Regions from separate parts of the Homo sapiens genome. Here all the other regions are linked to region 2. A link is a loop called in an ENCODE intact Hi-C map of the cell type or tissue named here. Cell type or tissue: OCI-LY7. All regions are shown on one strand. Each heading gives the region's core, and the rest is flanking DNA. Links, peaks and the distances in the headings are about the cores only.

The links. A loop is a pair of places that touch in the nucleus more often than their neighbours do. Peaks named below come from ENCODE experiments on the same cell type or tissue, not always from the same donor. Only the 100,000 strongest peaks of a DNase experiment are listed, where the experiment ranks them.
Region 1: a loop joins it to region 2, with 7 times the contacts of the local background. A loop is called at or near these places in 2 of 110 quality-filtered maps.
Region 3: it touches region 2 in a loop (4-fold over the local background); 2 of 110 quality-filtered maps call a loop at or near these places.

The regions. Positions count from the first base shown.
Region 1 is chr20:15,934,349-15,942,577 of GRCh38, forward strand. MACROD2 (mono-ADP ribosylhydrolase 2) reads left to right here. Exons shown (of 18, transcript NM_001351661.2): 12 at 3,128-3,196. All of the region lies in intron 1 of LOC613266 (a long non-coding RNA gene), which reads right to left. Among named protein-coding and RNA genes, the nearest start is that of KIF16B, 630 kb to the right of the region's middle. In OCI-LY7, for the core only: no CTCF peak of the experiment used is centred there; a DNase peak (open chromatin) is centred at 3,033; H3K27ac peaks cover 873 bases.
Region 2 is chr20:16,155,097-16,163,325 of GRCh38, forward strand. No RefSeq gene overlaps it. Among named protein-coding and RNA genes, the nearest start is that of KIF16B, 410 kb to the right of the region's middle. In OCI-LY7, for the core only: CTCF peaks have their summits at 3,928 and 4,130; DNase peaks (open chromatin) are centred at 3,745 and 4,095; H3K4me3 peaks cover 923 bases; H3K27ac peaks cover 1,721 bases.
Region 3 is chr20:16,039,976-16,048,204 of GRCh38, forward strand. MACROD2 (mono-ADP ribosylhydrolase 2) reads left to right here. Exons shown (of 18, transcript NM_001351661.2): 16 at 1,226-1,303; 17 at 4,596-4,664. Among named protein-coding and RNA genes, the nearest start is that of KIF16B, 530 kb to the right of the region's middle. In OCI-LY7, for the core only: CTCF peaks have their summits at 4,663 and 4,878; a DNase peak (open chromatin) is centred at 2,946; H3K4me3 peaks cover 1,397 bases; H3K27ac peaks cover 3,877 bases.

The DNA.
Region 1 (8,229 bases), core at 1,084-6,083, 220 kb before region 2:
TGAAGAAGGCCAATCAGAGAAAGCACTGAAGCAAGGCAGCAAGGACTTTGTGTACCTGTGACTGGGTCGGCCGGCGTCCTTTGCTGCAAGATAGTCCTTGCAATGAAATGAATTTCTGATGCAGAAAACTGTTGTTATCCAACCCTCCCCCACCCCCAACCCACACATTCTGCTCCATAGCAGATGAGTGAAAAGCTGTCACTGTTTTTATTGTTTGGGGCTGACAAGTATTAGTCAACAAACTGCTGACAGCTGAGGCCATTCTGTGACTGTTGAGGTTTCAAAGGTTTTATTCACTCACTATCGTGTCCCAAACTGTTTTTTTTGTTTGTTTTTTGTTTTTTGTTTTGTTTTGTTTTGTTTTTTTGAGATGGAGTCTTGCTCTGTCACCCAGGCTGGAGTGCAGTGGTGCAATCTCGGTTCACTGCAACCTCTGCCTCCTGTGTTCAAGAGATTTTCGTGCCTCAGCCTCCCAAGTAGCTGGGACTACAGGCACGCACCACCATGCCTGGATAATTTTTTTATTTTTAGTAGAGACAGGGTTTCACCATGTTGGTCTCGAATTCCTGATCTCAAGTGATCTGCCCGCCTAAGCCTCCCAAAGTGCTGTGATTACAGGCACGAGCCACCACACCCAGGCCCAAAGTGTCCTTATCGAAAAAGATTGTTTCCATCCCTGTACATACATGTACACACGCACACTCACACACACGTATGCATGCACTCACATACACATGTATGCATGCACTCACATTTGCCTGTGTTTGATTTATTCATCTTTTCCCTTTAACCAGTTGAGAACAAGTAGTTTGTAGATTTGAGATCCTTTTGCCTGTGAGGAGGGAGTGGTAGAATGTCAGCCCTCTTCTCCAGCCCTTGAATCTGATAGCGTTATCACCACAATAGGGGCACTTCTCAATGTGAAGAAGGGTCCTAAATGCATCCCTGAGTGACTCCCCTTACTTTTCCAAGTGAGCTCGCCGGCCGGCACAGAGGCCAATGGCAGAGTCCACCTATAATCCTGGCCAGTGTCAACACACATAGTTACGTTCACACTGCTCATTTCTTATCCTCCCTAATCAGAGCTCAGAGAAATCGAAGATGTGGTTATGGGTCGTTAAAGCTCTTTTGACCTGCTGGTATTTTTCCAAAATAAAAGTATCTTCTTTTCATTCAATATAATTTCCAGCTTCAATTTTGATTATATAGCTCTGCAGGCCTCTTACACGTCATGAAAAAACACAATCTTAAAACACTGTAATCCAGCAGTTTTGACTGTTGTCATGATCAAATCAGATCAAAGTTGTAGATAATATTCTTCCAAAAAATTTAACAAATACATATCAAGGGTTCATTGTGTCATAGGCACCATTCCAGGCACTGAAGAATAAACCAACAACCAATAAAAACAACATCTCTGTTTCTTTGAAATTTATATTCTGGTGGGGGTTCCAAACAATAAACAAATAAAAATGATAACATCAATAGTGATAAATGCTTTGCTGAGAAATAAGGAAACATAGAAGGAATGCCCAGAAGGCAAATTTCCATTGTCTGGGTTTGGGACGGACTCTCTGAGGAAGTGATAGTTAAAATGAGATCTAAATGATGAGATAGTGACAGAGAATTCTGTTCCAAAGGACACCTGACCTGCAAGTAATAGTACATGCATCATGGACAAAAGATAGGCTAGAAAATAAGTGATTTGTGATTTGCTTCCAAATATGTGTTAGTTTTCATGCATATATGAGTTATCTTTAGTTCCCCGACCCTGCTACTACATAAAAAACTATGAATATGTATGTGTGCATATGTACTATATATATAGTTTATATGTATAAATATACCATATATGTATAAATATACTATATATAAACTATAGAGTCCATGTAGTATATATATGCATATGTAATGTGTGTGTATATATATACACACATATGTAATGTGTGTGTGTATATATATAGTTTTTCATGTAGTATCGGAATATGTATATATAACTATGTACGTAACTATATATCGCTATTATATATAAGTATATAGCTATACATATTTTCTGCTACTATATGAAAAACTATATATATACTATATATGTATATGTATACTATATATACTCTATAATTTATATATAGTATATTTATACATATGAACTATATATATACTCTATATATACACATGTGCACACTATAAATACTTTTTTCTATAGTAACAGGGTCATAGAACTAAAGATAACTCATATATGCATGAAAACTGACACACATTTGGAATCAAATCACAAATCACATATTTTCTAGCCCATCTTTTGTCCATAATGTGTATATGTGTGTATATATATATATATATTCATTTTCCAGTTATCAGGTATTAAACATTGCAAATGATTTTAGTAATCCTGCCTGTCTAGATTTACTGTTTGAATGGGAGGGAGTAGGCTAGTTAGCTGTTATCGTGGAGGCCAAACATGACTAGAGTCACTAGGGGCTGATGACACTGAGGAGAGAAAGGTCTACTCTAATGTAGTTCATTGTTGCTGTGAGGGGAACAGAGAGTTCCATGTCCTTAGTCCCCATTTTCCCATTCTGTTCTTGGGTGACATGAAAGTTCCTGGTGGCTTCTGGTGACCTGTGCCGAATGCTCCCCTTCTTCCAGGCCTCTGTGCTGACAGCCATCAGAGCTGCTCCCTGCAGTTTGACAGCCTGGCATAATGGAGCAGAAGTGCTGTGCTAAGAAAAAAACAAACTTTAGAAACATGCACATAAAAGCACTTTGTAGGAACTTGCAAGGATATACTTTCTTTCACAATCTGTTATCAAGAAAAATAATATACCATCCTTTGAGGGATGAGGAAGAAACAAAATGCCAAAGGATACTACTAGCAACAAGTGGCATTCTTCACTAAGAAATAGATTGTAGCCCATTGGTCTCTGACTTAACTGAAGGTTCCTGTTTCACTAATTATAAAAGAGAGTCCCAAACCACTAGCCCCTTCAAAGAGCATTCAGTGTATTCAAGCATGCGGCAGGCTCATGCTTTCTTTGGTGGAGAGTGGAGGGAGGTGCAGGGCAGGAAAGCCACAGCTGGACTTCCGGAAGGATGAACTCTGAGGCAGTGTTTCTTTTCTGCTTTATAGATGGTGTCAACACTGTCACTGTGCCCGGCCCTGCTTCAGAAGAGGCAGTTGAAGACTGTAAAGATGAAGGTATGAGGCTACTAACTATATCTAATAATTGCAGACTCTTAAAAGAGACTGTTTGGGCTTGTTTACATGGAAAAATGAAGCAGCAAGTCAAATATAACTAGGTTTTCTTAAGTGTCTCTGTTTCCAATATAATTGACTACACCACCTACTCTCTTTTATTGCATACCTAGCCTGTATAGAAAATTTATATATATATATATATATGTGTGTATATATGTATATATAACATTTACATTTGTTCCTTTGGAAAATAACTGTTTATGAAATGAGAGAATGATCAGAGAAATTATGTTTAGAGATGTTTATTTAAAACACCAGAATTAATCAGTTCTGCTCTTTACAGCCACTCATCAGGAAAAGGTTTGAAAGAGTGGCATTTGAGGACCACCAACCAGGGAGCACCATTTTTCAAAAAAGAAATGTTTGAAAGGCATCCTTAGAAATGAATCTTTGGCAAGAGCATCATTCTCCATTCTGTCAGAAGTTACTATGAGAAAATGTTTCTGACCCAAGTATTTCCAGAAAAAGTAAAAAAAAAAAAACAATTTACTTTTCTAGGAGACAGTTTGAGGAAGGAAGAAGTAGGGAGACATTGATCTGGGGATGCTACAATTAAAAAAATATATATCTAAAGGAAAACAAAATAGTGCTTTTTCTTCTCTCTCTCCTGGTTCATTGGCAAGTCCCCAGATGGAAAAGTAATATAGGCTTACCTTGTTTTCTTGCCCTTCATTTTACTGTGCTTTGAAAATATTACATTTTTTACAAATTGAAGTTTTGTGGGAACCCTGCATCAAGCAAGTCTGTCGGCACCATCTTTCCAACAGCATGTGCTCATTTCATGTCCCTGTGTCACACTTTGATAATTCTCACAATATTTCAAACCTTTTTACTATTATTCTGTCTGTAATGGTGATCAGTGATCAGTGATCTTTGGTGTTACTATTATAATTGTTTTGGGGTGCTATGTACTGTGCCCATATAAGATAGTGGACTTATTTAGTAAATGTGGTTCTGACTACTCCACTGACCCACTATTCCCCTGTCTGTCCCCTTTTCTCGGGCCTCCCTATCCCTAAAACACAACAATATTGAAATTAGGCCAATTAATAGACCTACAATGGCCTCTATGTGTTCATGTGATAGGAAGAGTTGCATACTAAATCACACTTTAAATCAAAAGCTAGCTATGTTTAAGCTTAATGAGGAAGGTAGGTATGTTGAAATCTGAGATAGGCTGAAATCTAGGCCTCTTGTGCCTAGTTGTGAATGCAAAGGAAATGTTCTTGAAGGAAATTAAAAGTGCTACTCCAGTGGACACATGAATGATAAGAAACTGAAACAGCCTTATTGCTGATAAGGAGAAAGTTTTAATGGTCTGGACAGAAGATCAAACCAGCCATAACATTCCCTTAAGCCAGAGCCTAGTCCAGAGCAAGGTACTAGCCCTCTTCAATTCTACTAATGCTGAGAGAAGTGAGAAAGCTGCAAAAGGAAAGTTGGACGTTAGCAGAGGCTGATTCATGAGGTTTAAGGAAACAAGCTGTTTCCATTACATTAATGTGCAAGGTGAAGCAGCAAGTACTGATGTAAAAGCTGCAGCAAGTTATCAAGAAGATCTAGCTAAAATCACTGATCAAGGTGGCTACACTAAGCAACAGATTTTCAATGTAGACAAAACAGCCTTCTATTGGATGATGAGGCCATTTAGCATTTTCATAGCTAGAGAGGAGAAGTCAATGCCTGGCTTCAAAGGACAGGCTGGCTCTCTTGTTAGGGGCTAATGCAGCTGGCAACTTTAAGTTGAAGACAATGCTCATTTACTATTCCAAGAATCCTAGTGCTCTTAACAATTAGGCGAAGTCTACCCCACCTGTGCTCTGTAAATGGCACAACAAAGTCTGTATTATAGCATGTCTCTTTATAGCATTGTTTACTGAATATTTTAAGCCCACTGTTGAGACCTACTGCTCAAAAAAAATGATTCAAAATATTACTGCATATTGACAATGCACCTGGTCTTCCGAGAGTTCCGACAAAGATGTACAAGGAACATAATGTTGTTTTCATGCCTGCTAACACATCTAGTGTGCAGCCAATGTATCAGGGAGTAATTTTGATTTTCAAGTCTTTCTATTTAAGAAATATATTTTCTAAGACTGTAACTGCCATAGATAGTGATGTCATCCTGTAATGAAGCTGGGCAAAATAAACTGAAAATATGGAAAGGGTTTACTATTCTAGATGACATTAAGAATATTCCTGAGAGAAGGCCAAAATATCAACGTTAACAAGGGTTTGAAAGAAGGTGATTCCAACCCTCATGGATGACTGTGAGTGGTTCAAGACTTCACTGGAGGAAGTAACTAAAGATGTGGTAGAAATGTCAAGAGAACTAGAAGTGGAGACTGAAGATGTAACTGAACTGTAATCTCATGAGGAACTTGAACAAATGAGAAGTTGCATCTTATTTATTAAGAAAAAAAAGTGGTTTCTTGAGATGGAATCTGCTCCTGGTGAAGACAGCAGGTTTGAGAGTATTGAGTTCAATTTTTTGTTTGTTTTTGAGATGGAGTTTCACTCTTGTTGCCCAGGCTGGAGTGCAATGGTGCGATCTTGGCTCACTGCAACCTCCGCCTCCCAGGTGTAAGCAATTCTGTCTCAGCCTCCCAGGTAGCTCAGATTACATGCATGCACCACCACACCTGGCTCTTCTTTTTTTTTTTTTTTAAGTAGAGACGGGGTTTCACCATGTTATTCAGGCTGGTTGCGAAATCCTGACCTCAGGTGATCCACCCGCCTTGGCCTCCCAAAGTGCTGGGATTACAGGCAAGCACCACTGCGCCTGGCCTGAGTTCAATTTTAAGATAATTTCTACTGTGGGTAAAATGCCATCAAACAGCATTGCATGCCACAGAGAAATCTTCTGTGAAAGGAAGAGACAATTATTGTGGCAAACTTCATCACTGTCTTATTTTAATAAATTACCACAGCTACCTCAACCTTGAGCAACCAAGTGGTGGCCGTCAACATTGAATGGCCAGTAGTGGCTATCAACATTGAGGCAAGACCCTAACCAGGAGAAAGATTACAAGTTGCTGAAGGCTCAGATGATGATTAGCATATTTTAGTGAAAAAGTATTTTTCAGTTAGAGTACATTAACTGTTTTTTAAGACATAGTGTATCTAAAAATATAACTGATGTCAAATACCCACATAGGCTCTGATAGGAAACCCTAGGTCATCTTAGAGAGACAAATAAATGTGATCAAATGTGATCAGAGCGAAAAGACAGAAAGTGGTGTTCACCTTAAGCAAAAATTTTGGACATACCAATCATTTAGTTTGTGATAAAAATTTTAAAGTGTCATGAAGTTGAGTGGCAGAGTTTAAGAAACATGAAAGAGGGATAATTTAATTTGAATGTGACCATGTTTCAGGCTGGGATTTTTCCTGTTGAGTTGTTTAATTTGGAGATATCACACCTTCACAGAAGCACACTGTTTGTGATGTTTCTTGATGCTTTTAGGAACTCACACCATTAATTGCTTATGCCAGGATCCATGTTTTGGAATACTTTTAGGATTTTTTTTAACATAAAACTTTTAATGATGGTAACTCCATGAAGGAGTTCTGTCATGTATCACAAATGCAGTTCCTATGTAAGACTAAATGTGAAGTTTTATGAGTATTACTGAAATAAGCCATTAATATCTATTAACCTATTTACTTAGGGAAAATAGAAATGTTTTGAAATCCACACTAGTATGCAAGCTTCTTTCAATTAAAAACAGAATGCCTAGGGTATGATTTTTGCCTTTTTCTTCTGAAATAGCATGTATAGAAAACCACTGTTTTTAATTGATTATCAGTTCAGAGCTTAGACCAGCTTAGAACAAGTGTCTAATGCTTATGGAACTATCATCTTGACTGATAGATACCTAGCTTAGAAAAAAAAAATCCGTTGAAATCCTTCAAGATTGAGGTCAAGATAAGGTTAAAAGGCAGTCATATGCGTGGAGGATTCATTTCAAACATTCTCCATTATTAGCTTTCATGCAGAAATATCTCTTCTCAGTGACATCTGGGCTATTTTAGAGCTCTGCAGTTATAAGATTGCTTATAGAAATGCTCATTACACTCTCCAATTTAAGTGGCAGAACATTTTTGCTGATCAAATGTCCTGAAGAAGCCCTTGCTCTCTTGAGTTCGTTTTCAGACTTTGATCCTGACCAAGCATCTTCTTGGGCTTTAGAATCACTGATATTATGGACAGGTCTTTTTTTCTCTTTCTAATAAAACTCCCAAGGATTTTGAGGCTCATTCAGTTATTTCCAGCTTTGCTTGTTAGTGGGCTGGCTTTACATTTGTTACAACCTTGGTTTCCACAGGAAATTAGCATCTTCTAGGGTGAAAGTATTGAAAACAAACAAATAAAAAATAAGATGGCTAATGTCACTTTGGAGACCAGATATTTAAAAAATTCGAACAGTCATGGGAAAGTTGAAGAATTTCAAAAGGAAGTATTGTAGTGCAGGTGTCCTCTTTGCCAGCAGTTTTGTTTTAATGTTCTAGACATATTTTCCACTGGGAACCAGGAACCCATGTTTGCTGCCTGCTTACCCCCATGTACTTGCTAACTGTGCCAGCTGCCAACAGAAGGAGATGCAACTGACTGGCTCATGGATCAAGAGCTAGATTGTGAGCTACACACTGATGACACCTGTTCCCAATGAGCCATTAAAGCCATAGGGTGGGCAGGAGTTGAGCTGGGAGCATGAGATACTAGCAGGAAGAATGCTGATGAATAATTCATCCGGAATGCATGCCAAAGATTTGGCAACCAGGATTGAATTGAAATTAACTCCAAGGTAAAGCTGGCCTGGGAAAAGATTTGTGGGTTGGTAGGCATTTTGAGGTTATTTGTGAAATAGGATGTGTACTTATCTATTGAGGACTTCTTTCTCTACTGGTTAAAAATACTCTGTTGATTTAATGGTAGTTTGCACTTTAAATCCTTAAAAACAAATTTA
Region 2 (8,229 bases), core at 1,349-6,348:
TGTGACCCTCCTTTTTGGTATTTACCCAAGGAAATTGAAAACTTATGTCCACTTAAAAATCTACACGCAAATGTTTATAGCAGCTTTATTCATAATTGCCAAAACTTGTAAGTAAGCAAGATGTCATTCAGTAGGTGAATGGATAAATAAACTGTGATACATTCAGACAATGGAATATTATTCAGTGCTAAAAAGAGAGGAGCTGTCAAGCCATGAAAATACATGGAAGAATCTTACATGCATATTACTAAGTGAAAGAAGCCAGTCTAAAAAGGCTACATACTGTACGATTCCAACTACATGACATTCTGGAAAAGGCAAAACTATGGAGACAGTAAAAAATATCAGTGGCTGTCAGGGGTTGTGGGGCAGATGAATAAAAGAATAACAGAGCATTTTTAGAACAGAAAAACACACTGTATAATACTATATTTGTGGATATTTGTCATTATTCATTTGTCTAAACTCCTATGGGTTAGAATAGAAAGTACATCCAAGAATAAACCTTAAACTATGGACTTTGGATGATAATGTGTCAATGTTGGTTCACTGCTTGTAACAAATGTACCACTCTAGTGGAGGATGTTCATAATGGGGGAGGCTATGGATGTGTATTTACTTATACATGGCTAGAGTATGAAGCTATACATGCATATATACCTAGGCATAGGTATATGGGAAATCTCTATACCTTCCTCTCAATTTTGCTGCAAGCCTACAACTGCTCTAAAAAAAGTCTTAAAAATGTGAATAGTTTAAATCACATCAATTTAAACAAACTGCAAGATATAAGAATGTAGGGAATTGTTTTTCTCCACACCTGGATCTAGTAAAAATGCAGACAGTACATTTCCAAAGCAAAATGATAAAATAATGGGAAATTTCAGAGAACAGGGCTTTCTTTAAAAGAAAAAAGTGGTATTTTCTGAAATAAACAGAGCAAGACCCTATATGCATTTTGCACATTGTCAAAAGGTCACCTCACACATTCTGGACAACAACACAGAGCTTTATATAACCCACTGGACCTTGCCCATATGAAGTACAGAAGAAAACTTTCCTGCTTAATCATGGAAACCTTGCATATTCTGTTTAGTTATTCTCACTGTCAAAAGAATCCCATCTTCATTCATTAAATCATTCCGCAAATACATATTAGCACATGTTGTTTGTTAGTTGTTTTTTTTTTAATTTTTTTGAGATGGAGTCTCGCTCTTGTTGCCCAGGCTGGGGGGCAATGGCATGATCTTGGCTCACTGCAACCTCCGCCTCCTGGGTTCAAGCGATTCTCCTGCCTTAGGCTCCTGAGTAGCTGGGATTAGAGGTGCCTGCCACCATGCCCAGCTAATTTTTGTATTTTTAGTAGAGACGGGGTTACACCATGTTGGCCAGGCTGGTCTCAAACTCCTGACCTCAGGTGATCCACCCGCCTCAGCCTCCCAAAGTGCTGGGATTACAGGCGCATGTTATGTGTTAAAGCTCTGTCCTCAATGCTAAAGCAAAGCCAATCATGGTTCTTACCCTAACGGAGCTTATGTTCTGGTAGGTAAAGTGGGCATTAAATAAATAGATTGATAAATAAGAAATGCATGTAACAAGTGCCACACAGGTTATTATACAAATCTAAAATTAGAAAACTTGGCTTCATCAGAGAGGCTGTGAAAGCCTTCCCTTTGTAAAAGCATGCTTGAGCTGATATTTCTAGGATGTGTGGCATTAAGCCTACAACTTGAAGAGCAAACACATATCTGGTTAGAAAGATGAACAAATGCAAAGGTCCTACATTGAGAGAGAAAGAGAAAATGAGTGAGGATGAGGGGCTAAAAAAAGACCAGGATGCCTGTGTCGCCATGAGATGAAGGCTACAACTCAAGAAAAGTTTAGAGAATAGCCATGGCCTTCAACCTACGTAGGAGAGGTCTCAAACACACACTGGCTTTCAACCGGCCGCATTTCTCTCCCTGTGGCAAGAAACTTCTGGAGCTAAAGAGATGATGCCTTCTCATGCTTCCCTCTTTCTAGAGTCCATGCTTCCCTCTTTCTAGAACATTCTCCAGGTACAAGATACACAGAATTCCTTCTTCAAAGTATCCCTACCCTGCTTCCAAAGCCTGAGTGACCCCTTTCTCAGCTCAATCCTCCTAAACATTGACCATCCTACTTGGTAGGTACCCTTGGGCCTGAGAAGTGATGAGCTGTGGGCAAATGTTGAATGGGTAAGTAGAATGTCTATTCATGATTAAGGCTTCTTTGGTAAGTTGTGGTGTGAAACTACAAGGATTCCAGGAATTCTTAAGGAAATCTGGCTCTCCAGATCATTGTGAAGTTATATTTGTCAAGATAGAAGGATGGAATATATCTTAACAGCTAGATTGATTTATTATTTTTAAATATTTAGGCATAGGGCATATGGGCCTCCATGTCTATTCTTACCCAGGGACCCACAAATGTGCAGGTTTGCTAAACAGGTAGGTTGCTGCTGAAGAACACAGAGCCTTGCAGTAAGTATTTCCCAAACTTTAACATACCTATGAATTACCTGGAGATCTTGTGAAAATGCAAGCACTGATATCTCCATTCTTAACAAGTTCCCCAGAGATGCCCATATTGCTTGTGTAGGGACCACACTTTAAGTAGCAAGGCTGTAGGGCATGTTAGGGAGTTTTATTTTTATCTAATTTTATCCAAACAGCCATTAGAAGTTCTTGAGGGATTTCAAGGGACAGATTTTCAGTTTGAAAAGAGTACAATAGTTGAGGTGTGAAGTATAGATTAAGTGCAGAGGAATATGCTGACAACACTGGGCAGGAGAGAAAGTAAACACATTTGGAGATATTTAGAGGGTAAGATCTGCAGGGCTCAGTGGATTGGATGCAGGAAGAAGTGGTATGACCTCAGGAAGTACAAAGTTCAAAGAAGTGAGTGGGTAAATATATAAATTAAATAATTCCTTCTCTGTCATTCTCTCAACTGAGGTTTCGGCATAGCAAGACTTGGGACAGTTTCAGTCGTGGATTATTTAAGAGAATTAAGAGGCTTTTTTCTGCCCCCCCGTAGATAGTCGGAAGCCATATTTAACCAAATTACATTTAACCTTCCTCTTCTTTTTCCTCAGAGAGCTAAAATAATAGAAGTGACAGCAGTTGTAATTATACCCATCTCAATTCACCTGCATTCCTTCTGCATGTAGTAAGGTCATCTGAGCAGTTTCTTCCTTTAATTAAGTGGTTGTGACCTTCACAAGTTCTTCTCAAAATGATTTCTCCAGTACCCAAGTGATTAAACATAGAACTCTGTTCCCCCTACTCTTGACAGCCTGAGAGCCCAAGCGTCCTACAGGAAAATGCTTTCTCCTTGGGGACTGGCTCTCGAGAGGCTTGCTTCCATACAGGCTGGGCTCTTGGAAATGTTTCCTGACTGCAGAGGGACTTTCACTCTGTTTGGTAAGTTGGAACAGGATTCAAGGTCCTGCTGAGCTAATCACTCAGCTGCACCAGCTGCAGAGGCACACTGTCCCGTGGGAGTCGGTGCCTCCAGGGAACTTACCGCTTTCTTCAGCAGAGGATGCCAACAATGGGTTTGCTGCTCCTCTAATTCCACCCCTATCCAGCCTTCTGCTGTGACTCACAAAAGGCAAAAGAAGCAATACTTGGAGGAGCCTCCAGCCTAAATTTAGGCAAGGTGTCTCAGTTCTCATAAATACCCAAGGAAAATTTTAAATTCAATGCGCAGCACTCTTAGCCTCGTGTATCACTTCTCATTTTCACACTGGGTAAGCTTGATTTGCATACATTTCAAGAGCATCTTTCTCTTTTTTTATCTTTATTTATTGTCCTGTCCTCGTCCTACTTGCTGCTTTGGAACTCTGTATCAAATATTTATATATCTTTATTTCCTAGCTGTAACCCACTTCATCATTCCCTTCCAGAGAGCTTTATACTTCACAAAACCTGCTTCCTCCCACAACCCCCAAGCACACCCACTTCCTTCTCCCCCTACAGCCACAGTACAAAACTGCCAGACTCAAGTTTAATTCAGGGGAGTCCTTGTTTCTCCCTCATTCTCTAATAACCTCAGAAGAAGGCATTTTTTGCTTCATCCTCAGCATCTGCTTTGCCTGGTGATGATGATTAATAGACAGGCCCAGGTGCCTGGTGCCCAAGGCGCCTAATTTAGTGTCGATCCTGCAGGGGCAGAGCATCAAGAATGACACAGGCCTGGTAATGCAGTAAGAATCTAGAGCCTGTGGCTGGCTGGAGAGCACATGTCCCACTGCTAGGGGACAGCCACTTCTCAGGTCCAGTTATTCCCACAGCTTTCAGTTTTTCACTGGACATTGAAATCCAATTTTAATGTGAAATCTCCAGATCTTCATCTTTTGGTTCAATTAAGAAAAAATCATAAAGTGCTCAAATAGCACATCAGCAAGCCAGCAGTTTATGTACTCTGGTTTGTAGTTGTCGTGGCACGAAGCAGTTCACAGACACATTCCCATTCAAAGGTATTTGGAAACACATTGTATGTGCTGTCCTGGCACTTTTTTTAAAAATTTTTTTAAGTTCTGGTGTACATGTGCCGGATGTCCAAGTTTGTCACACAGGTAAACGTGTGCCATGGTGGTTTGCTACACCTATCAACCCATCACCTAGGTATTAAGCCTAGCATGCATTAGCTCTTTTAGCTAGTGCTCTCCCTACCTCCCCAAACGGGCTCCAATGTTGTTTGTTCCCCTCCCTGTGTCCATGTGTTCTCATTGTTCAGCTCCCACTTTTAAGTGAGAAAATGCGGTGTTTGGTTTTCTGTTCCTGTGTTAGTTTGCTGAGGATAATGGCTTCCAGCTTCATCCATGTCCCTGCAAAGGACATGATCTCATTCCTTTTTATGGCTGTATAGTATTCCATGGTGTATATGTACCACATTTTCTTTATCCAGTCTATCATTGATGGACATTTGGGTAAGTTAGTTCAACCATTGTGGAAGTCAGTGTGGTGATTCCTCAAAGATTTGGAACCAGAAATACCATTTGACCCAACAATCCCATTACTGGTTATAATATGAATATAAATTACCCATTTATATTACCCAAAAGAATATAAATAATTCTCCTGGCACTTCTCACTCATAAGTGCTCTGGACATTAAAAGGGAGAGTAATTAAAAGATCCTAACCTGACTATAACTAGGCAAACTTGAGGCCTGTCTTTGCATCCAGCAACAACAATAATAAAACTCTGCCTTTTAAAACTTGAAGAATAATCGTTCTTTATTCTAGATTTCCTTAAAGGGGTAGCACAAGGGCATTACCAAGGTCATAGAATTCTTTTGAAAATTCATCTTTAGACATCTCTTTTTCTTCCCAGAGTTTCTCACTCTGCAGCTGCTAAGCATCATCCCATCTCTCTTGCTGCCTCAATGGTCCTATAACATTCATTCACCTCTTTTACATCCCTCTGCTCAGTACATGACTCTCCTATTTGGGGGAAAATACACTGCTTTTTTTTTCTCAAATACATAAGCCCTCCTGCCCTGGAATTGTAGCAAGAAAAACCATCCACCTAAAAGTAACAGTTATGCTCATTATCCTGGTATTCGGATATTTCCCCACATAACAATAGAATCTCTAAAGACTTTATCATCATCTTGCAATATTTGATCATCACTTGAAGTCCGACAGAGTATTGGCCGTGATCATGACCAATACCCAGGGAATCTTTCGGGACTTGAGCTCATTCTTAAAGCTAGTTTGCTAATAATTAGTTGTCTAATGATTAAGTTATCCAACATTTAATCCTTCTCTGAATCCTTTCCATTATCTATCTTTTTCTGAAATCTACTTGGCTTTTTAATAATTTTTAAGCACATTTGCCTAGGGCACTTCTGAATTATCTTTATATTTTAAATATCAAATTTCCACTCTTCTGTAAATCTGTCCTTGTGGTGTCTTTTGCTATTTTATGTCCATTTCAACACTTTAAGGACATTTAGCCAACTTGTCTGAAAACTTTTTATTTTTTATTAATTGATACTTTAGGGTCACAAAGGTTTGGATTCTAGACGATCTCCACATGAAGCAATACACTGTGGAACTTTCTACACTGCCAGGGGCACAGTGAGTACTCTGCTGTGATGGCCTCACCAATGTCTGTCCAGATAGCCCCTGGGGTCACAGGCATCTCTGAGGTTCTCTCTACAGAAAGGAATCTCTTCTCATTTAAAGAGGGTCCCCATCCTGTAACCTGAATCACCCAAAGTTCTCCCTGGGACCTTCTTGTCTGTTGTGGGTACCTTACTCCTACCTACCAAAATAGCCTAGTCCCTGACCCCCAGGATGCAAAACATCCATATTGATCATGGATTTCATTCCCACCTCAGTCATTTAGTAGCTGATGTCTTTGGATAAGAACCTAACCTCTCTGAACATCTGGTACATAGGTTGCACCACCCTTATTAAGAAGAATCACAATTACTCTCGTAAGTTTATGTAGGAATAGAAACAAATCTATGGATTGTCTGGATGCCTAGAAGGCATTCGATAAGGAAGGAGGAAGAGTGAAAGGAAGGGGGGGCATTTTATTTTCCTACAGACGACAACATCTGAGCAACAGAATAGGCAGAAAGATGCTGTCTAAGATTTAGAAAAAACTACATCATATCAACTGGGCCTTAGCTTTATTGAAAAATAAAAACAACAACCAACTATTCTTTGACTTCTTTGAAAATAGCCCCCCAGAAAAATCTATGAAAGCAATCTATAAAGTGTTAGTTCTAGCTGAATTAAAATTGTATGGGGAAAGAAATCAACCTTTAACCTTGTCCATTATAGCAGTAGATCTCTATGCTCCACAATCCAACTCCTTGGAAGTATTTTTGGCAATGGTCTTATCCAGAAAATTCACTGAATTACTGAGTCCAGGTTATGAGTGTTTATGCTCTTTCCGGATTTCTTTAGCCAACCTCCCTGACCCAAACAATAAATTACCATTTTCATCTGCACTTGCCTCGGGCAGCACCTCTTTATTAAAAGATTAACAAATAAATAAATGAGATGCAATTAGCCAGAAGCAACTGTATGAGACTTTTATCTCTAATGGGATAGAAATTGAAGGCAAAAATAGAGAATATTGATGACAAAATATTTGAATCTTGTGCTCTTTTCAGGGATCTATAAAGCATGTGTCTGGTAACACAGAGAGGAAAATATGTTGGGGACAGGGATGATATGTTCATTCTAAGCTGCCTTTAGATGTACTAGCACCATCTGACCCCCCCATAGACTCTTAGAAATGCAACATTTGAAGTGTGGGTTCTTCTCCCCACCTACCCCTAAAGCTGAGTGTTTCTCATTTTCCCCTTAAAGGAGGAAGCACATTGTCATTATCATCTTTCCCATTCTTCACTCTGGAGTTCAACTTATTTCAGAATAAAATTGTCACCTGTCATTGGATATGACCAGTGACTGCTAAGTTTATCACAACACCCAGTTCAACTTCCATAAAATCACATCCTCCTTTCCTAAGCCAGAAGCATCCAAGAGCTCTCAGCTACGATGCTGCAGGGAAGACGCCTACTTGAAGTAGAAATGTGTCAGTCCTTCATGTAAAAGCACAGGCAACTGATGCTTGTCAGTTTACAGCTGATGACAGCAGGTGGAGAAGAAACCATCTTAGCTAGAGACTAAGAGCCTATGATCCTGGCTGAACTTTTCCACTAACTAGATGTGTGACCCTGCACAAGTTACCCTCCATTTAATTTCCTCCTCTCCAAAGTCAAGGCCTGTGCATGAAGATTCAAAGGTCCCTTCCAGCTTCACGGTGCCCCTTAGTCTGCCCACCCACCAAAGCCCCTCAGGCTCAAGAAAGTCAGCAGGGTCTAGCTCCCTTCATGGCTTGACCCAAAACACTTTCTTGGTCTTTTGAAATTAATGCAGATGTTTTCATCTTTCCAAATTCTTTCTTTCTCTTATCTGATTAACTTTTTCCTTATTTCAAAAGCAGCATATGCTTATTGTAAAAATATCATACATACAGATAAGCAGAAGAGAAAAGTCATTCATAATGCCAAGTTCCTTCAAACTGTGACATATATTTAGAAGTTCTTCATACTATCTGTAGTGTTTTCCAACTTTATAAGCCATTGACATATTGCTCCTTCTCTTTTTATTTTATTTGAAAACATAATTTTAATGGCTACAATTGCCGTATCATATGATTGTGCCATGCATGAATCAATT
Region 3 (8,229 bases), core at 1,587-6,586, 110 kb before region 2:
ACATGTTCCATTCATAATTCTCTTCTCATAATTCTCTCCCCAGTGCTAGATGCAAAACTTGTTTGATATCTCACATAAATGCCCCTACACTTCAGGCTTTAAATCTAAAATGACTTTGTTCTTCTTTTCCCACTCTGCTTGTTTTATATGTCATCAATTAATGACCTCTCTGCCATTCATCTACCTAAGCTCAGAGCCCAGTCACCTTTGAATCATATTTCTTAATTGTCAACCTCAATACACCATTACCAAGAGTACAAATTCTACCTCTGAAGATCTCTTCCTTTGTAGACATTATAAACTGGATCTTTCCTGTCCTTGCTTTTTTCTCATCAATAGGCACATGAAGTTTAACATACTCTGGACACAGTAAGTAATCAGGTAATGAAAATAAATTTAATCCTCTCTTTAAAAATGTACAGGAATCATAAAACCTTTAAAATTATGGGTTTTCTAGCACTTTATGTATGTATTTGTATTTACAAATGTCCTTGCTCTTCAAGTTATAAAAACTTAAGAGAGATTTAACTAAGAAGCAAGAAATGATTGTCCTTTTGAATACCTGGAAATGTTTTTACAATATGAAACACAATTCCTTTACTACATTGAAGCATCTTATCGAAGCACCTTGTGAAGCTGTGCAAATAGAGGCCAGTCACAAAGGAAATCTACTGACGACTAAATTCTCAGCAATCCGAAATGGCAGCATCAGAGGTCTCCTAAGGAAACAACTAAACCATTTGTTTCTGTTTAAAAAACAAACAACAACAACAACAAAAACTCTCACTACCAGGAGAATGAATCTTTCAGCTTTCAGTCATGCCTAAGGCAAAATTCATTTTCTCTTTTTCTTCTTCTAAGGTTAAACTACATAAACTCTCTCTCACACCCACCCATGCATACAGACACACTTCCCTAAATTTAAACTGTAGGTTGTTCTGAGGAAATCAACTTTTCCTGCTGTCATGCTACCAGATTTCTAATTTGAGAAACTATATATGTATATATGTGATCATCTCACAAATTAAAGAGAACTTAGAAGGCCACACAAAAGTATTCAAGCAACTCAACCCTCTGTTTCCTCTTTTAACCTTTTCTGCAAAAGAAGTTGAATCCCAGGAGTATTTTTGAATTTAAAAGGGCAATGGAGGGTGACAGAAATGATTGGCCCTCAGGCTGTTATAATTCTCTATTCATCAGGGACTGTGGTCTTTTTCTCTTCCAGCTCCAGGCGAGGACACACCTAGGATGCCTGGGAAAAGTGAAGGCTCCAGTGACCTAGAAAATACTCCAGGTCCTGATGGTAAGGTTCTGAGCTATTGGAGCCCATGGAAACTACAAATCTGGCATATTTTCTATGTGTAATCTAGGATTAAGGGAACTATCTGTTCTATAAAGCAACATATTTGGTTAGAACACAGTAAATTTCAAAAACAATTTTGTGCTACAAACTAATAAAAATGGCAACCTCTTATTTAAAAAAAAAACCTGTTTCTAGCTGTTTTAAAACAGCATATGTCCTGGTTTAATCATATCTTATAATACTGAGGACTCAATAGATACTTTCAAGACTAAACTGAACTGAAGTCTATCTAGTGAACTTTATGGAAGCATTACTTACTTCTGCAAAAGGTACTTAGCCTACTTAGCCTCCTGTTACCCTGCTCCACTCAGCATTCGGGAGAGCCCTACCTTTGGTGTGGGCTAAGATTGTTCTTGTACCTTCATCACTTCACTCCACTGTATCACATCCATTGCCTTGGTTAAAAACATAGTGAGTCTTTAAAAGCACCTTAAAAATAAATTTTCAAACAACCTTTAAAAACTTACATCTAATTTTGTAGGCATCTAAAGAGTCTGAGCCTCAGGAATATTAATATCCCTTTTCCCCTGCACAAAGATGCTAAGGGCCCTTTGAAATACCATTACTTACATTAGAGAAACAACTATTTAAGCCTACCTAATGTAATAAGTATTTGATTCCACTGGCCCATAGAGTTTAGGAGAACCAGAATTGGTTAGGTGGTCAGTCATTTAAGTATCTTGCCATTTGGGTTATTTTAGCCAAAGGAAAAAAACAAATTACTTTGAGTTGATAATGACCTTGGAAAAAATTTAGCCAATGGTGGATGTTATTTATAGTTTTAAATAGAATTTCCTATACCAGGTATTCCTTGTTCCCACCGGCTTATCATCACCTGAATTGCCTTCCTTAATTATAAGCCCATCGGCTTATATTGCCCAAATTGGCTTTTTACTCATGGGCATGCATTGCCTGTGAGAACAATGTTTTTAAGCCCCAGACCCATCCCTTAAGAGCCACTGCTTGTTAGTTATGAGCAGTTGAACTAAACCTGCTTCAGCTTGGTTGTGATGCTACAGACATGGTTCTTAACTAGTTATTTACAAATCATGTTCTGAGGACTATCAGGCCCATGAATAAAAGAGAAGTAAATGTGAAATACGGAGTTTTAGTCCTCACTTAGAGATTCACCATACACAGCAGAGGATTGCAGGCCCTCAGAAGTCTCAGAGGTAAAGAGACATGTTTAACAAGATTTAAAGTTGCTTTTCCCAAACTTATTTGGTGATGGGATGCTTTTTATTGTACCATTTATTAGTAGGTTTTAGAACTAGTATCCCTTGGTTGGAAGAAGAAACAGAAAAGGAATACTCTCCTGTATTTTATCCTGCACACTCCCACACTGAGAAGGGTGAACTCACAATAACTTTGCAGAGCAGGATGGACGGTGGATGAATGCTTATACTTACATAGGGTTGCTGCATCTGGGGCCAGTTTATTTATGGGGTTTAAAATGAGTTCACACATCATTAGAAACTCAGGGCAGTTTGCAGGTGAGAACACTGAGACCTGCTTTTAAAACCTTCCTTATTGGGAGAGAGTTCAGTGGATGCCATATAAAGTCATTCTCTCTTTCAAGCCTCTTTGAAGTGTGAAAATCAGCATCTGCCACTACTTTACACTAATTTCATGTTTGTGAAAAAGGAGATACAGGCTGTTGGTTTTGTGCAAATAAATGAAAACTGCCCAAATGAGAACAAACAGTGGTTACTTATTCAAAGGTAACTATAACAAGGGTGGCCATTATCACTTGTGTTTGGCAGGCTCAAAGGCGGGCAGGGGATGGGAAACCCCCCTTTATAGGTTAGAAAAAGAGAATACTTCAAGCATGCTCTGATTGGAGGTTGTTGGCCTAGAGAAGCTGGACATGGCTAACTAGAAGTGGGGCACCTTAAGTGATTGTATTAGGGAATACATTTGGCCTTCCCTGGTTGGTCCCAAGTTGGAAGCAGAGGTAAAAAATAGGGACGCTGACAGTCACTGACCAAGTCCTGACCATTCTGAGTCAATTGCTGCAGAGACTGTGTTTTGGTTGCCTAGGCTAGCTTCTGCAGAGGTTTTACATCAGAATTCTATCATTATATATGATCTGGCCATTGTCTATTTGTATACTGATTTTCTCAGCTTATAATGTGGACTTTGATGCTTGAGAAAATATCAATCTAATTAAACCTACTGACCCTTGGAAAATTTAGAGTGAGTGCTATGCCTGCTCTGGGTTACTTCTGGAGAATGGCAGTAATCATGCATTCTATTTTTATTCAAATGCTCACATAGAATACACTGAGTCAGGTAAAAGCACACGTTTTATCACAACTACGGGATCTGGTTAGATGGTCGGCTTTTTAATTTCATGGCCGCTCACTGCCACTACAGCAGCCGTCGGCAAGTCTACAAGGTCTGTTTTGAATTCGAAATTGAAAGTATGGCAAACCAAACAGGCCTGATATTGACATTTTGGAGCAAGCTGCTTACCTCTCTGCATGTCAGTGATGTGCTTTGCTTTGCCTTCTCTCTTTATTTTCTTAGATATCTATTAAAGCCTTTGCATTTATCCAAGAATCATAATATGTACATCCAAACTGTCAACCCAAAAATCTGGTCTGAAGTGACGACTCAGTTTCAGTTGAGGGAAGAGGCAATCCTGCCCTCCCACAATGGGTTAGGCCTTTTTTGTGTTGCTATAAAGAAATACCCAAGACTGGATAATTTAGAAAGAAAAGAGGTTTGTCTCATGGTTCTGCAGGCTTTACAGGAAGCAGGGTGCCAGCATCTGCTTCTGATGAGGAACTCAGGAAGCTTACAATCATGGCGGGAGAGGAAGGGGGAGTATGCAACTCACATGGCCAGACTAGAAGCAAGACTAGAAGCAACGTGTCACACACTTTTAAACAACCAGATCTCATATGAGCTCACTCATCACTAAGAAGATGGCACTAAACCATTCATGAAGGATACATCCCTGCAATCCAATCACCTCTCACCAGGCCCCACCTCCAACATTAGGGATTACATTTCAACATAAGATTTGAAGGGGGCGTCTGAGGTATATCCTCTACCCCCACCAGTAAAAATCTACAAGAATAGTCCCCAAATCTTGAATGAATGAAAACAAATGGAAAAGAGGCATCAAATAGGAAATCAGGAAAGTATCAAATCATGGGTCATTTTAATGTGTCTCAGAGATTTAGGTTTAATGAATATTTAACTTTTTTTTTTTTTCTGGTGACAGTTGAAATGAATAGTCAGGTTGACAAGGTAAATGACCCAACAGAGAGTCAACAAGAAGATCAACTAATAGGTAAGATGCCCCTTGTGGTGAGATTTTCAATGATCAACCAGCCATAAGAACTATTTGCAAATGACATACTGGATTTCCCTTGGTTTTGCCAAGTCCCCACAGCATGGCTTGGGATAAACCTTGAAAATCTTTAAACCAAATAACACAGCGTAAGGGGAAACGATCACCCCTAGAAGCTTGCCATCTTGAAGAGGAAAAGATGAGCTACAGCACATTCAAATCATGTATACCCTGGTTTTCTGTGCTTTGACAAGTAAAAAATGTCTCCATCCATCTCACCCCCTGGCCTCCTGGAGTGGTCAAATTATTTCAGAAACTCCAAGCTGATTCTGAAGCATTGCTTTTCTAGAAGCTACCTGCTGAGTTGCTTGGTATATCTGTCTTTAAGCATAACACTCAATCTTTGCCCTGGAGTTTGTATAAAGGAATATGAGTGTGTTTGGACAGAAACAAGCCTGCCTTAGGTCCTGTTTTTTTCACACCACTACCTGTGGACCCGTGCGTCTGCACAAAGGTTTGTTATGTTGAATGAGCTTCAGGGAACTCCCAGGAAAATAAAAAGCCTGGGTTTGTTACGTTGAATGAGCTTCAGGGAACTCCCAGGAAAATAAAAAGCCTGGTCCAGATCATGTTTAGGAGTTTTTCCAGACCAACATTCTAAATCTCTCAGTAGAGACTAAAATATATTTAGAATGATGAGTGTAACTGAGTCCAAAGCCAGTACTGCTTGCTTCATGGCAGCCAATACATCAAGAGACAACGTGTTGAGGCAAGGAAAATGACTTTATTCCAAGAGCCAGCAAACCAAGAAGATGGCAAATTAATGTCCTAAAGAATCACCCTAAATTTATAGAATTTTAGGCTCCTTTTCTCTTTGAGGAAAAGGAACAGAGAGGTGGTTGAGATCAAGAGGTGACAGACATCTGGACTGCAGCAAGGGTTCAAGGGGGAGTTGTGAAACGTCTTTGCCCTTGGTCAGGTCACATTGCTCCTATAAATCTTTAACATAATGTTGTTACTTGTGTGCATACTGTCTTTATCTCTTCGGTGGTTAGTTTTGGGAAGGAACTATTGTCATCTTTGCTTTAAAGTTGAACTATAAAGTAAATTCCTGCCGTAGTTAGCTCACCCTGCATGAAGAGATGAGCAAAAGCAATCAACCTAAAAGATATCACTGGACGGGGGCAGCGGGGAGCAAAATGGAGCTAGTCATGCTAAGCCTCCTTTACACTGCTACCTGAGTGGTCTATAATCCTCTTCCATACCCTGAGGGCTGATGAGAAGAATTAGAAGAAGGAAATTATGCTTGATGTTATAACTGTTCCAAGTTCTGGTTTAAAATATTTAGTTGTTAAAAAAAAAAGAAAAAAACCTATGGAATAAATGAATCATGGGTCATCTAGTGTAAGGCACAAATAATGTGTTGACACCCTTGCCCCCTGTACCTCCTTGCACTCACTGCATGTTCTTGATGGTTCTCTACACTTTCCTAAGAGGCTTGGCTTTACCACTCTTGTGCTCCAGCATCATGGAAGAATAAAATATGGGAATGTGTGAAAGAGTACATGTCTTATTCCTGTATGGTCTTGAATATCCTATAAAACTAAATGTAATGGTATCTGTGTAATGCATGTATAGCATAAGACTGCTAAAAAGTATAAGCTCATACAAACATGTTCTTATAAACATTTCTCCTTTTTTTTTTTACTTTCTTTATATATTTAAAATACCCTGCTAAGCTGCAGAAATGATACGGTTGAGGAGTTTCCATTAAAAAGTAATGAAATGAGACTAAACTTGAACAATTTAAATGCAAGCTCCTCAGTGTTTCCTTTCCTTTTACCCTTTTGCTGCCAATAAACTATAGGCTTCTTGTCTAGACTTTTTTCTTACAGACATTATTTCTTTCCTGTGTGACCAGTGTCCAGATGAAGTGCCAGGATTAGTCTGTTTTTCTTGGTTAATATCAAAATGATATTTTTCTTGAAAATAAAAATGAACTCATATGTTAACCCAAATGAATCAGGTGTCAAAACTTTTTTTTTTTTTTTTTTTTTTTGAGACAGAGTCTCACTCTGTCACCCGGGCTACAGTGTAGTGGCACGATCTTGGCTTACTGCAAACTTCACCTCCCTGTTTCAAGGGATTCTCATGCCTCTGCCTCCTGAGTAGCTGGGATTACAGTCGCGTACCACCACAACTGGCTAATTTTTTGTATTTTTAATAGAGATAGGGTTTCACCATGTTGGCCAGGCTGGTCTTGAATTCCTGATCTCAAGTGATCTACTTGCCTCGGCCTCCCAAAGTGCTGGGATTAAAGGCCAGGTATCAAAACTTAAAGTCCAAAATTAGTTTAAGGAAACTAAATTCCAGGAAGGAGAAGTGACATGCACAGGGTCACCTGGCTAATAAATGGAAATTTAAATACTCCAATTCAAAATTCTGCTCCCTAAGCAATAGCAAGTTTCTGGACACAGTTGTCACAGAGGCAGAATGAATGATTTGTGCAACGTCACTGACTCCCACAGCAATATTTACACAGAAGGGTTTGTTAAGATGATCTGGTCGTTTGACAGAAAGAAGGAACCCTTGCTCCATGAATCATACCTTCAAGGAAATTAAAGAAATACAGTGAAATAGAATTAGAGAGCTCAAAGACATAATACAAGAATGTTTGGCGTTGTATAATTTGTAATTGTAAAAAATCAGGGATAGCATAAGGATACAACAGGGAGAGGGTTAAATGCATCAGTGGAACACTTTCCAAATGTAAATGTTTTCCAACAAGTATTTGAGGGCAGTAATGATGGTTATGGAATCTGAACCTTTGGTTCTGGAGAAACATGGCAGACTGAGTGTGGCTTCTAGGTTGAGCTTTAAGAGGCTTGTAACTTCCGTTTTTGCACTCTCGTAATGCTCGTTGCCTGGAATCCAGACACCTTGGAAGAAGCCCAGGTTATCCTATAGAATGAAGGAGGTCACATGGAGAAAAGTCCTAGAAAATGAGAATCCCTTTCAGATGTTCTGGCCCCAGCAGGTACCACCCTCAAGCAGATGAACTGTCCTGCTCAGTCCAGGCCAGATGGTAAAATCATGAGAAATAGTGAATCACTCATGTTATAAGCCACTAAATTTGGGGCTTTAGATTGTTGATACAGAGACAGGCCTTATGGCCACAGTCTTGCATTTTAATGCCCACCTTGGACCTTGAACCATTCAACGTAAGGAGTTGGAACTGATACCTCTGCATAAATAAATCTAGGACTTCTAGCTCAAGAAATTAATAGAAAGACTTGGATCTGCGCCAGGTACTGCATGGGGAGAGAAAAAGGCTCCCAAGATAGATAGAAACCGCAAATACACTGTGAGTTTGAAACATAATTTTATGTGATCCAAAGTCATGCAGTAATAAACAAATTGAAAAATGAACTTAATAATTGATTACAGACCAGTGTGATTCCTGGTGTATGTGGCAAATGGAAATATGAAACTACCCCATGGAATTTCTGCAAAAGAAAAACAAATTCTGAAGTTGAATTCATAGTTTTAAGACTTACAGAACACA